Linked DNA regions of Homo sapiens: region 1 is linked to region 2. A link is an interaction called in ENCODE POLR2A ChIA-PET data of the cell type or tissue named here. Cell type or tissue: CD4-positive, alpha-beta T cell. All regions are shown on one strand. Each heading gives the region's core, and the rest is flanking DNA. Links, peaks and the distances in the headings are about the cores only.

Evidence for each region. Peaks named below come from ENCODE experiments on the same cell type or tissue, not always from the same donor. Only the 100,000 strongest peaks of a DNase experiment are listed, where the experiment ranks them.
Region 1: POLR2A ChIA-PET joins it to region 2 with 5 read pairs; 4 of 35 experiments call an interaction of 5 or more read pairs at or near these places.

What each region holds. Positions count from the first base shown.
Region 1 is chr16:15,692,077-15,697,448 of GRCh38, forward strand. It overlaps NDE1 (nudE neurodevelopment protein 1), which reads left to right. Exons shown (of 9, transcript NM_017668.3): 7 at 2,089-2,180; 8 at 4,633-4,784. Among named protein-coding and RNA genes, the nearest start is that of NDE1, 45 kb to the left of the region's middle. In CD4-positive, alpha-beta T cell, for the core only: no CTCF peak of the experiment used is centred there; no DNase peak of the experiment used is centred there.
Region 2 is chr16:15,754,515-15,759,886 of GRCh38, forward strand. It overlaps MYH11 (myosin heavy chain 11), which reads right to left. Exons shown (of 41, transcript NM_002474.3): 12 at 5,062-5,214; 13 at 3,313-3,486; 14 at 1,827-2,000. It overlaps LOC124903650 (a long non-coding RNA gene), which reads left to right and starts at 4,421. Exons shown (of 2, transcript XR_007065004.1): 1 at 4,421-4,615; 2 at 4,709-5,213. RefSeq lists enhancers at 2,654-3,287, 3,288-3,921. In CD4-positive, alpha-beta T cell, for the core only: a CTCF peak has its summit at 2,212 (motif pointing left); a DNase peak (open chromatin) is centred at 2,237.

The DNA.
Region 1 (5,372 bases), core at 204-5,203, 63 kb before region 2:
GAATCTCAGTTCTCACCCCAGCCCCTCTGCTGACAGCTTCCGATCAGGCCTTTTACAGCAGATATTAATAACAGACAGTTAAGGAGTGCTCAGTGTGTGCTGGCCAGCCTGCAGCCTTCGCCGCAGGCCCAGGATGCAGGTGCTGTCCCCGTTTGATGAAAGTGAGGCTCTGAGTTAAGCAGAGTCATGAAGCAATTGAATGGCAGATGGTTTGGGATTCAGACCCAGGCAGGCAGGCTCCAGGGCTTACCCTACCATCTACTACCTTATCCCTTAGCTTGTCCCCTGGGCATGAAGAGACCAGTGAGACTTCTAGAATTCCGGTGCAGAGCCCTTCTGTTTAGTTTTGTTGAGATGGAGTTTTGCTCTGTTGCCCAGGCTGGAGTGCAATGGTGCGATATTGGCTCGCTGTAACCCCCTCCTCCCAGGTTCAAGTGATTCTCCTGCCTCAGCCTCCTGAGTAAGCTTGAATTACAGGTGCCCACCACCATGCCTGGCTAATCTTGTATTTTTAGTAGAGATGGGGTTTCACCATGTTGGCCGGGCTGGTCTCAAACTACTGACCTCAGGTGATCTGCCTGCCTCAGCCCCTGAAAGTGGTGGTATTACATGTATGAGTCACTGTGCCTAGCCCCAGTCTAGAGCCATTTTGCATACTTTATTTCATTGTTGTTTTTAGAGACACAGTCTTGGTCTGTGGCCCAGGCTGGAGTGCAGTGGTGCAATCATAGCTCACTGCAGCCTCCAACTCCTGGGCTCCAGTGATCCTCCTGCCTCAGCCTCCTGAGTAGCTGGGACTAGAGGCATGCAACTCCATGCCTGGCTATGTTTCCACACTTCAATATGCATGTAGCTTACCTGGGGATCTTGGTAGAATGTACCTCAGATCAAGTGGGTCTTGGGTGGGGCCTGAAATTTCTTTCTCTCTTTTTTTTTTTTTTTGAGACAAAGTCTTGCTCTGTCGGCCAGGCTGGAGTGCAGCGGCATTGATCTTGGCTCACTGCAGCCTCTGCCTCCTGGATTCAAGCGATTCTCATGCCTCAGCCTCCCGAGTAGCTGGGATTACAGGCAGGCACCTGTTACCATGCCCAGCTAATTTTGTATTTTTAGTAGAAACAAGATTTTGCCATGTTGGCCAGGCTGGTCTTGAACTCCTGACCTCAACTGATCGAACTGCCTCGGCCTCTGAAAGCACTGGGATTACAGGTGTGAGCTACTGTGCCTGGCCGAGAGATTCTGCATTTCTAACAGTTCTCATGTGCTGCTGGTGCATGGACCCCACTTGGAGAAGAGAGGCTCTGCAGAGCGGGACCCTTGTAAAGCTGGATCATCCTGTCTATAGTTCTTGTATCTATCACAGATGCCATTATGTTAATTAACTATATGGATTTTCTACAATTTCAAAAGGATTTGTTTTGGGTTTGTTTAAAAAGACTAATGTGGCTGGGCACGGTGGCTCATGCCTGTAAATACCAGCCCTTTGGGCGGCCAAGGTGGGAGGATCGCTTGAAACTAGGAGTTCATGATCAGCCTGGGCAACATAGTGAGACCCTGTCTCTATTAAAAAAAAAATTTGTTAAAGGCCAGGCATGGTGGCTCACGCCCGTAATCCCAGCACTTTTGGAGGCCAAGGCGGGCAGATCATTTGAGGTCAAGAGTTCGAGACCAGCCTGGACAACGTGATGGAACTCTGTCTCTACTAAAAATACAAAAATTAGCCGGGTGTGGTGGCACATGGCTATAATCCCAGCTACTCAAGAGGCCAAGGCAGGAGAATCGCTTGAACCTGGGAGGCGGAGGTTGCAGTGAGCTGAGATCACATCACCGCACTCCAGTCCGGGTGACAGAGCAAGACTAACATGTAAAAATAAGTATTTGTTGCAGTCATCACAAGGACTTGAAAAATTGGTTGTCATACGGGCCTTGGGTGTGTGATGCGGTTAACTACGGAAAGAAATAGGGTAGCTTTTGGGATCCGAGGAAAGGCGTCAGTGTCCCTCCTGTCCCGTGGTTTTGGATCTAGCGATGTTAACGCACAGACATGACTATAGGTTGGTGAGTTACATGCTCTTCCCTTTGCACACCCAGGCCTGGACGACTCCACCGGGGGGACCCCCCTCACACCTGCGGCCCGGATATCAGCCCTCAACATTGTGGGAGACCTACTGCGGAAAGTCGGGGTAAGACCACACTTTCCTGGCGTTTGGTGCCTTCCTGCCTGTCTTTCAGGATGTGTGAAGGGGGTTGATCTAGTTCCTTCCCTCTCTTCTTTTTTTCTTTTTTTTTAGAGACAGGGTCTTGCTCTGTTGCTCAGGCTGGAGTGTAGTGGTATGATCACAACTCACTGCAGCCTCAAAATCCTGGGTTCAAGCGATCCTCTCACCTTAGCTTCCCGAGGAGCTTGGACCACAGGTGTGCGCCACTATGCCTGGCTGATACTTTCATTTTTTTGTAGTAATGTGGGTATCGCTGTGTTGCCCAGGCTGGTCTTAAACTCCTGGCCTCAAGTGATCCTCCCAGGTTGGCCTCCCAAAGTTCTGGGATTACAGGCATGAGCCAATGCGTCCAGCCCCTTTCATAGCAGTGTGGTGAGTTTTAGGTGTGGCTGCTCCTTTAGCATCCCTGGGAATCATTAGAGCTTCCTGTGGGAGTTACTGCCAGACACTCAGAGCTCTGACTCGAAGCCCTGCTCTGAACCCTATGTATGTCTCTTTCCTTTTACCGTTTTTCCTCTAGGAAATTTGGGAAATTAGGGTGATATGTGTGTTTTTTCCTTAACTCGAAAAATTAAGGAGCACTTGGAAACTGCCTTCTCTTTTGGCCGGGTGCTCATACCTGTAATCCCAGTGCTTTGGGAGGCCAAGGTGGGAGATTACTTGAGCTCAGGAGTCTGACACCAGCCCGGGCAACATGGTGAAACCCCCTGCCCCGACTTGGCCTCTACAAGAATGCAAAAATTAGCCAGGCCTGATGGTGTACACTGGTGGTCCCAGCTACTCAGGAGGCTGAGAGGTGGGAGGATTGCTTCAGCCTGGGAGGTTGAGGCTGAGTGAGCTGAGATTCCAACACTGCACTCCATCCTGGGTGACAGCACGACGTTGTCTCAGAAGAGAAAAAAACTGCCACCTTTTTTTTTTTTTTTTTTTTTTTTGGTTTGTTTCTTGGGGTTTAAGTGAATTTTGACACTTTGGGAGACCGAGATGGGTGGATCACCTGAAGTCAGGAATTCAAGACCAGCCTGGCCAACATGGTGAAACCCCATCTCTACTAAAAATACAAAAATTAGCCAGGAATGGTGGTGGGCACCTGCGATCCCAGCTACTTGAGAGGCTTATGCAGGAAAATTGTTTGAATCCGGGAGGCGGAGGTTGCAGTGAGCTGAGATCGCACCGCTGGGTGACAAAGTGAGACTTGGTCTCAAAAAAAAAAAAAAAAAAAATCTTGAAAGCCTAGGGCAAAGAATTTGGCCTTTCAGCTTTTATGTTAATTACAGGGAGGGATCCTTTTGTGCTTAAGTAAAAACATAGGTATTCTTTGTAGTTTATTTTTAAAAATGATGCCTAGAAGGCCACATAATTTAACTCCTACCAAGTTGTCACTGTACACAGTGTATTTGTAGCTACAACTTAATAGAAGCTTGCAACTCATTTCTTTTGTTTTTACTTCTGGTTTTTGGCTGTCTGGTTTGCTATTCTAGAAGCAGGTCTGCATTTCAGTATTTAGCCTAGTTGGAGTATAGAGAAGCCTGGGGTGCTGTCAGTGTCCTTTTGGTTTCCTCAGGGTCTGTTGTAGCCAGACCAAGTCCTTACCAAACTTCTTGCCATTCTGCAGAGGTTTAACAAGGTAAACCAAAGGGTGAAGGATTCCAGAAGTGGATTTCCTACTTCCTACAAGCGGAGTTGGATAATTGGTAGGTTAGTGATTTTTCCAGAAAGCTCCCATTTTAAAAAATTTTTTGTAATTAAAAAAGAATTTTTTTTTTTTTTTTAAGCCAAGCATGATTGTGCATAGTCCTAGCTATTCAGGAGGCTGAGGTGGAAGGATTGGTTGAGGCTGCAGTGAGCCGTGATCTTTTTCCAGGCAGCTCCCAAACATTTTAAAAAATTTTTCGTAATTAAAAAAAATTTTTTGCATTAAAAATTTTTTTTATTAACTGGGCATGATTGCGGATGCCTATAATTCCAGCTGCTCAGGAGGCTGAGGTGGGAGGGATTGGTTGAGCCTGGGAGGTTGAGGCTGCAGTGAGCTGTGATCTCACCAGTGCACTCCAGCCTGGGTGACACAGCGTCTAAAAAAGTAAAAAACAAAACAAAAAAAAAAACTGAGATGGGATCTTACTTTGTGGCCCAGGCTGGTCTCAAACTCCTGATGTCAAGCCATCCTCCTGCCTTGGCCTCCCAGAGTGCTGGGATTATAGGTGTGAGCCATTGTGCCCAGCCAGCTCCCAAATACTTAAGGTGCTTGGTTCTGAGACTGGCATATACGTTGGATTCCTCTTGGGGTCCCACCTTGGAATTCCAGTGCACAACAGTTTGAGAACCACTGTCTGGGGTTCGTTCTTCTGTACAGGCTCTGGTAAGACAGAATAGTCCTTGCCTATAACTTGAGAGATAAAAGTGTATTTCTGTCCAGGCACTGGAGTCCAAACTCGCTTCCTGCCGGAACCTCGTGTACGATCAGTCCCCAAACCGAACAGGTGGCCCAGCCTCTGGGCGGAGCAGCAAGAACAGAGATGGCGGGGAGAGACGGCCAAGCAGCACCAGCGTGCCTTTGGGTGATAAGGGGTCAGTACCTTCTAATAAACCTCTCGCTGGCGGGGAGAACCCGCCTGCCCCAGGCAAGAGACACTCACCCCCAGCCCACAGCCATGTGTCTTTTTAAATTATAGGATTATTTCAGCAAACCTTATCCTCTCCTCTGCTCCCTGCAGGCAGCATTAGGTGGTGTCTTGTGGCTTGAACAAAGGGCTAGAGAGAGGGTCTTGTTTTGTGAGACAGGGTCTCACTCTGTCACCTAGGCTAGAATACGATGGCAGGATCATGGCTCACCCTCTGCCTCCCAGCTCAAACGATCCTCCCACCTCAGTCCCCCGAGTAGCTGGGAGTACAGGTGCGTGTCACCGTGCTCGGCTAATTTTTTGTATTTTTTCTAGAGACAGGTTTTGCCATGTTGCCGAGTTTGGTCTCAAACTCTGAGCTTCAAGTGATCCTCACCCTTCATCCTCCCAAAGTGCTGCGACGACAGGTGTGGGCTACCATGCCTGGCCAAGAAGGTCATTTTTATCATTTGATTCTACAGCTGCTACTCACGGTTACACTGTGAGAATGTCCTGTATAAAAGCCCTTATTTGGGCCAGGTGTGGTGACGCTCGC
Region 2 (5,372 bases), core at 268-5,267:
TGATGAAGTAGGGAAAAGAAAAGTGTTGTCTCTATATGCTTAAAGGAACATATACCCCCTTGAATATAGGCTAGGAGTTGGGAAACTTTTGGTGAAGGCCCAGATAGTAGATATTTTTGGCTTGGCAAGTCATACAATGTTTTGTTTGTTTGTTTGTTTTGGTTTTTGAGACAGAGTGGTTCTCTGTTGCCCAGTCTGGAGTGCAGTGGTGCAGTCTCAGCTCACTGCAACCTCCAACTTCCTGGGTCAAGCAGTTCTCTTGCCTCAGCCTCCTGAGTAGCTGAGGTTACAGTTGTGTGCCTGTAATCTCACAGCTGGCTAATTTTTAAATTTTTTTTATTTTTTATTTTTAGCAGAGACGGGCTTTCGCCATGTTGGCCAGGCTGGTCTCAAACTGCTGACCTCAAGTAATCCACCTGCCTTGGTGCTGGGGTTACAGGCGTGAGCCACCACACCCAGCCAAGTCATACAGTCTTTGTCGCAGCTACTCAACTCTAGCACTGTAGTATACAAAAGCAGCCAGCCATAGACATTATGCATACAAATGGGCATGGCTGTGTTCCAATAAAACTTTATTTACAATAACAAGCTGTGGGCCAGATCGGACTCTGTTGCCAGGCCCTGGTAGAGAGCATTGTTTGTGCCCATGATGCAGTGGAGGTACTGAGGAGTCAATAGAATACTACAATTCTGCAAGCCAGACTAAGCTATGTCCTTTGTACATTATCCAGGACTCTTGAGAGCCACAGGGCAAGGGCCTATACAATAACAGCCAAGGCATGTTGATGATGATGATGATGATGATGAATACAACTATCATAGATTTCCCTGGCCAGAGCAGGCTGGCAATAGCAAACTCAAGACCGTGACATGGGAGATTTTTGTTGAAGCCAGGTGTGGATGTATTAGTCACCCCATTCCAGTTGGCCCCGCCTGTTGGGTATAACTTGTAGCAGGAAGGATTTAGAGTCTATACAAGAAAAGCAGGCTGAGGCCAGGTACAGTGGCTCGTGCTCATAATCCCAGCACTTCAGGAAGCCGAGGCAGGGAGATCTCTTGAGCCCAGGAATTCAAGACCAGCCTGGGCAACACAGCAAGACCCCATATCTATACATAATTTAAAAATTTAGCTGGGCGGCCAGGCACGGTGGCTCATGCCTGTAATCCTAGCACCTTGGGAGGCCGAGGCGGGTGGATCACCTGAGGTCAGGAGTTTGAGACCAGCCTGGCCAACATGGCGAAACCCTTCTCTACTAAAAATACAAAAATTAGCTGGGTGTGGTGGCAGGTGCCTGTAATCCCAGCTATTTGGGAGGCTGAGGCAGGAGAATCTCTTGAACCCGGAGGGAGAGGTTGCAGTTAGCAGAGATCACGCCATTGCACTCCAGCCTGGATGACAAGAGCAAAATTCCATCTCAAAAAGGAAAAAAGATTTTAGCTGGGCATGGTGGTGTACACCTGTAGTCCCAGCTACTTGGGAAGCTGAGGCAGGAGGATCGTGTGAGCCCAGGAGGTTGAGGCTGTAGTGAGCTATGATCGCACCACTGCACTCCAGCCTGGGCGACAAAGCGAGACCCTGTCTCCAACAAAAACAGAAAGAAATAACTGTCTGGACGTCACGGTTGGAAAACATGAGAGTGGCTACAGCTGATGCCTTACAGATGCGTAGACAAATTACGAATAGGACTTGGTTGGGATTCGCTTAGCAGCAGATGGCTTTGCAGTTTCCAGGCAGCCCAAGGTTCTGCCACTCTCAGACTGTCTCTGCGCTGAGCAGCCACTGGGGGTCCCCTGAGACAGAGTCCCCTGGGCCCTGTGGCTGGTACCTTCCCAGCATAATGGATGATGGAGAACTCAGTCTTGTCCTTGAGCTGCTTGGGCTTCTGGAACTTGGGGTGGCTGCCCTGCTCCGTGCACAGCTTCTCCACGAAAGACTTGTCCGTGGCTTTGGGGAACCAGCATTCCTCGTCCAGCAGGGCCAGCACACCTGGAGGGTTGTTCTGTGGGAGACAAGTAGGGCTTGAATCAGAGAGAACACCCAACCTCAGGCATTCCATGAAGAGCTGGCCAACTATACACAACGCATGGGCATCCGCCGAGATCTGATACTGTATTTGCCCACATATAAAGATGAGTTTATGACCCCCATGCTTCCAAATCTACCTTCAAATTACCCTGTGCCCAATGGACCAGTAACAGGGATGGAAGGCAGAACATAATGTTTGCTGCCGCCCCCTAGTGGGCAACACGCAGGCAACATCATGAAGAGTTCATAACTCTTTTTTTTTTTTTTTTTTTTTTGAGACAGAGTTTTGCCTTGTCGCCCAGGCAGACGGTGCAGTGGCGCGATCTCGACTCACTGCAAGCTCCGCTTCCTGGGTTCACGCCATTCTCCTGCCTCAGCCTCCCGAGTAGCTGGGACTACAGGCGCCTGCCACGGCGCCCGGCTGATTTTTTCTATTTTTAGTAGAGGCGGGGTTTCACCGTGTTAGCCAGGATGGTCTCCATCTCCTGACCTCGTGATCCGCCCGCCTCGGCCTCCCAAAGTGCTGGGATTACAGGCATGAGCCACCGCGCCCGGCCGAGTTCATAATTCTTGCAAATGAATTTGTTGCTTGACTTGAATTCACCTAGGGTTCCTGTTAGAAAAGTTTTTTTTGGAGACAGGGTCTCACTCTGTTATCCAGGCTGGAATGCAGTGGCGCAATCTCGGCTTACAGCAACCTCTGCCTCCAGGGCTCAAGCAATCCTCCCACCTCAGCCTCCCAAATAGCTGGGACCACAGGCGTGCACCACCAGGCCCGGCTAATTAGTAGAAACCCTGTCTCTACTGAAAATACAAAAGTTAGGTGGGCGTGGTGGTGCACGCCTGTAGTCTCAGCCACTTGGGAGGCTGAGGCGGGAGGATCACTTGAGGCAGGGAGGTGGAGGTTGCAGTGAGGCAAGATTGTGCCACTGCACTCCAGCCTGGGCAACAGAGTCAGACCATGTCATAAAAAAAAAAAAAAAAAAAAAAAAAGCAATGGCAGAGAAGGAAAGGGAAGGGAAAGAGGGTAGGGAAGAAAAAAAGGAAGAAAAAAGAGGATGGAAGGAAGGCAGAAATTAAAGAAAATACCTTTGATATGAAAATGTGGGTTAATGGAAATTGTAAGAGTTCACAAGGATTCAGCTTACAGCCTTTCAGGACTGGGTGATGGATTGGGTGGGGGAATGCTATGTGCATGGGGAGAGTGTGGGGTCCACGTCGGCTCCACAGAGGCCACACACGTGTACAAGGTGTGACGGAGCCCCGCACGCCCACGTGCCCCTCACCGGTCGCTCGATGAGCTCGATGCAGGGCTGTAGGTCCAGCCCAAAGTCGATGAAGTTCCACTCGATGCCCTCGCGCTGGTACTCCTCCTGCTCCAGGATGAACATGGTGTGGTTGAAGAGCTGCTGCAGCTTCTCGTTGGTGTAGTTGATGCACAGCTGCTCGAAGGAGTTCACCTGAGCACATGGCGTGGGGGCGGGGCGTGAGCATCTTGGTATGAAGTCAGAAGACAAGGAGCCCCACAGAAGCTCCACCCGACAGCGCCCCCATGGCCCGCCCACATCCTGTTCTGCCATCCCAGCACCCAGACAGGGCTGAGGCCCCAAAACATGCTGCCTAGAGTCCACCAGGGCTGGTGAAGTTGATATCACATGGCCCTCACACACCTTAAAGATGCTTATCTCCTCCATCTGCACAACCATCTATGGATGGACAAACCTCGTAAGGCACGCTACTGCATGTACAGATGTGGAAACATTTTACAGATGTGAAAACAGAGGCGCAGAGAGAAAGTGACTCGGTAGTACACTTCTTTCGGGACATCTATCAATCTTAAAACCTCCTGGCTGGGTGTAGTGCTCATGATTGTAATCCCAGCACTTAGGGAGGCCAAGGCGGGAGGATCACTTGAGGTCAGGAGTTTGCGACCAGCCTGGCAAGCATAGCGAAACCTCTCTCCACTAAAAATACAAAAATTGGCCAAGCACAGTGGCTCATACCTGTAATCCCAGCACTTTGGGAGGCCGAGGCTGGTGGATCATTTGAGATCAGGAGTTTGAGACTAGCCTGGCCAACAGGGTGAAACTCTGTCTCTACCAAAAAAAAAAAAAAAAGTAGCCAGGCATGGTGGCACTAATCCCAGCTACTCGAGAGGCTGAGGCAGGAGAATCACTTGAACCTGGGAGGCGGAGGTTGCGGTGAGCCAAGATTGCACTACTGCACTCCGGCCTGGGCAACAGAGCGAGACTCTGTCTAAAAAAAAAAAAAAAATTAGCTGGGCACAGTGGTACACTCCTGTAGTCCCAGCTACTCAGGAGGCTGAGACAAGAGAATTGCTTGAACCCAGGAGGCGGAGGCAGCAGTGAGACAAAATTGTGACACTGCATTCCAGTCTGGGCGACAGAGCAAGACTCTGTCTCAAAAAAAAAAAAACAAGACAAGACAAAAAAAAAACCTTCCCTTTCTCTGAGAACTTTCTTCAAACCCATGGGTAAAGGATCCAATATCCATGTTTCTACTACATGAGGTATTGCAAGCTCCTGCAAACAGTTCTTGGCTTGGAGGTGACCATGTAGCCCAATTCAGGTGAGTAAGAGTCAGTGAGACTTAATTCCAAGATTTTGGTTGGAACTGTTAGAAAAGAGATATGTGCTTTTTTTTTTTTTTTTTTTTTACCAGGATTACTGAGAGGCAGTCTGGAGCTGTGGCAGCCATCTTGCCCCCGTGAGGGGAGAGCCTGCTTGAGAATGGAGCCAATATGGAGGAAGGCAGAGAGAGAGAGAGAACGATGGCGGGAGATCAGACCCTGCCTACGGGATCCAGCTACATGTCTGGCCTTCTCAGTTCCAGAAACCAATGCATTTCCTGTTGGATTTCTGTCTCTTATACCCTCAATGATCCACCCTTAACTAGACAGCCTCCTACCCTACAGTAGCCATCTACATGCCTTTCTCCAAAATCATGACTCCTCCAAGAAAAAGCCCATCTCAGACAACCAAGACCATGGCTCTTAGGATCCCACCGAGCTGTACCTCAAAGATCTCAAATCCAGCTATATCCAGGATCCCCAGGAAGGAAGCCCCTTGCCGATGGGTCTTGTCCAGGGCTTTGTTCACGCGGGTGAGTATCCAGCGGAAAAGGCGCTCATATGTTGCCTTGGCCAAAGCCTCTACAGCAAAGTCAGCCTGCAGAGGGCAACCAGGGGAACCCGGTTATTCTCAATGGGCTCCATTTTCACATAAGCCAGGCTGGTGGTGAAGATTTTTATTCTTGGCCGGGTGCAGTGACTCACACTGTAATCCCAGCACTTTGGGAGGCCGAGGCAGGTGGGTCACTTGAGGTC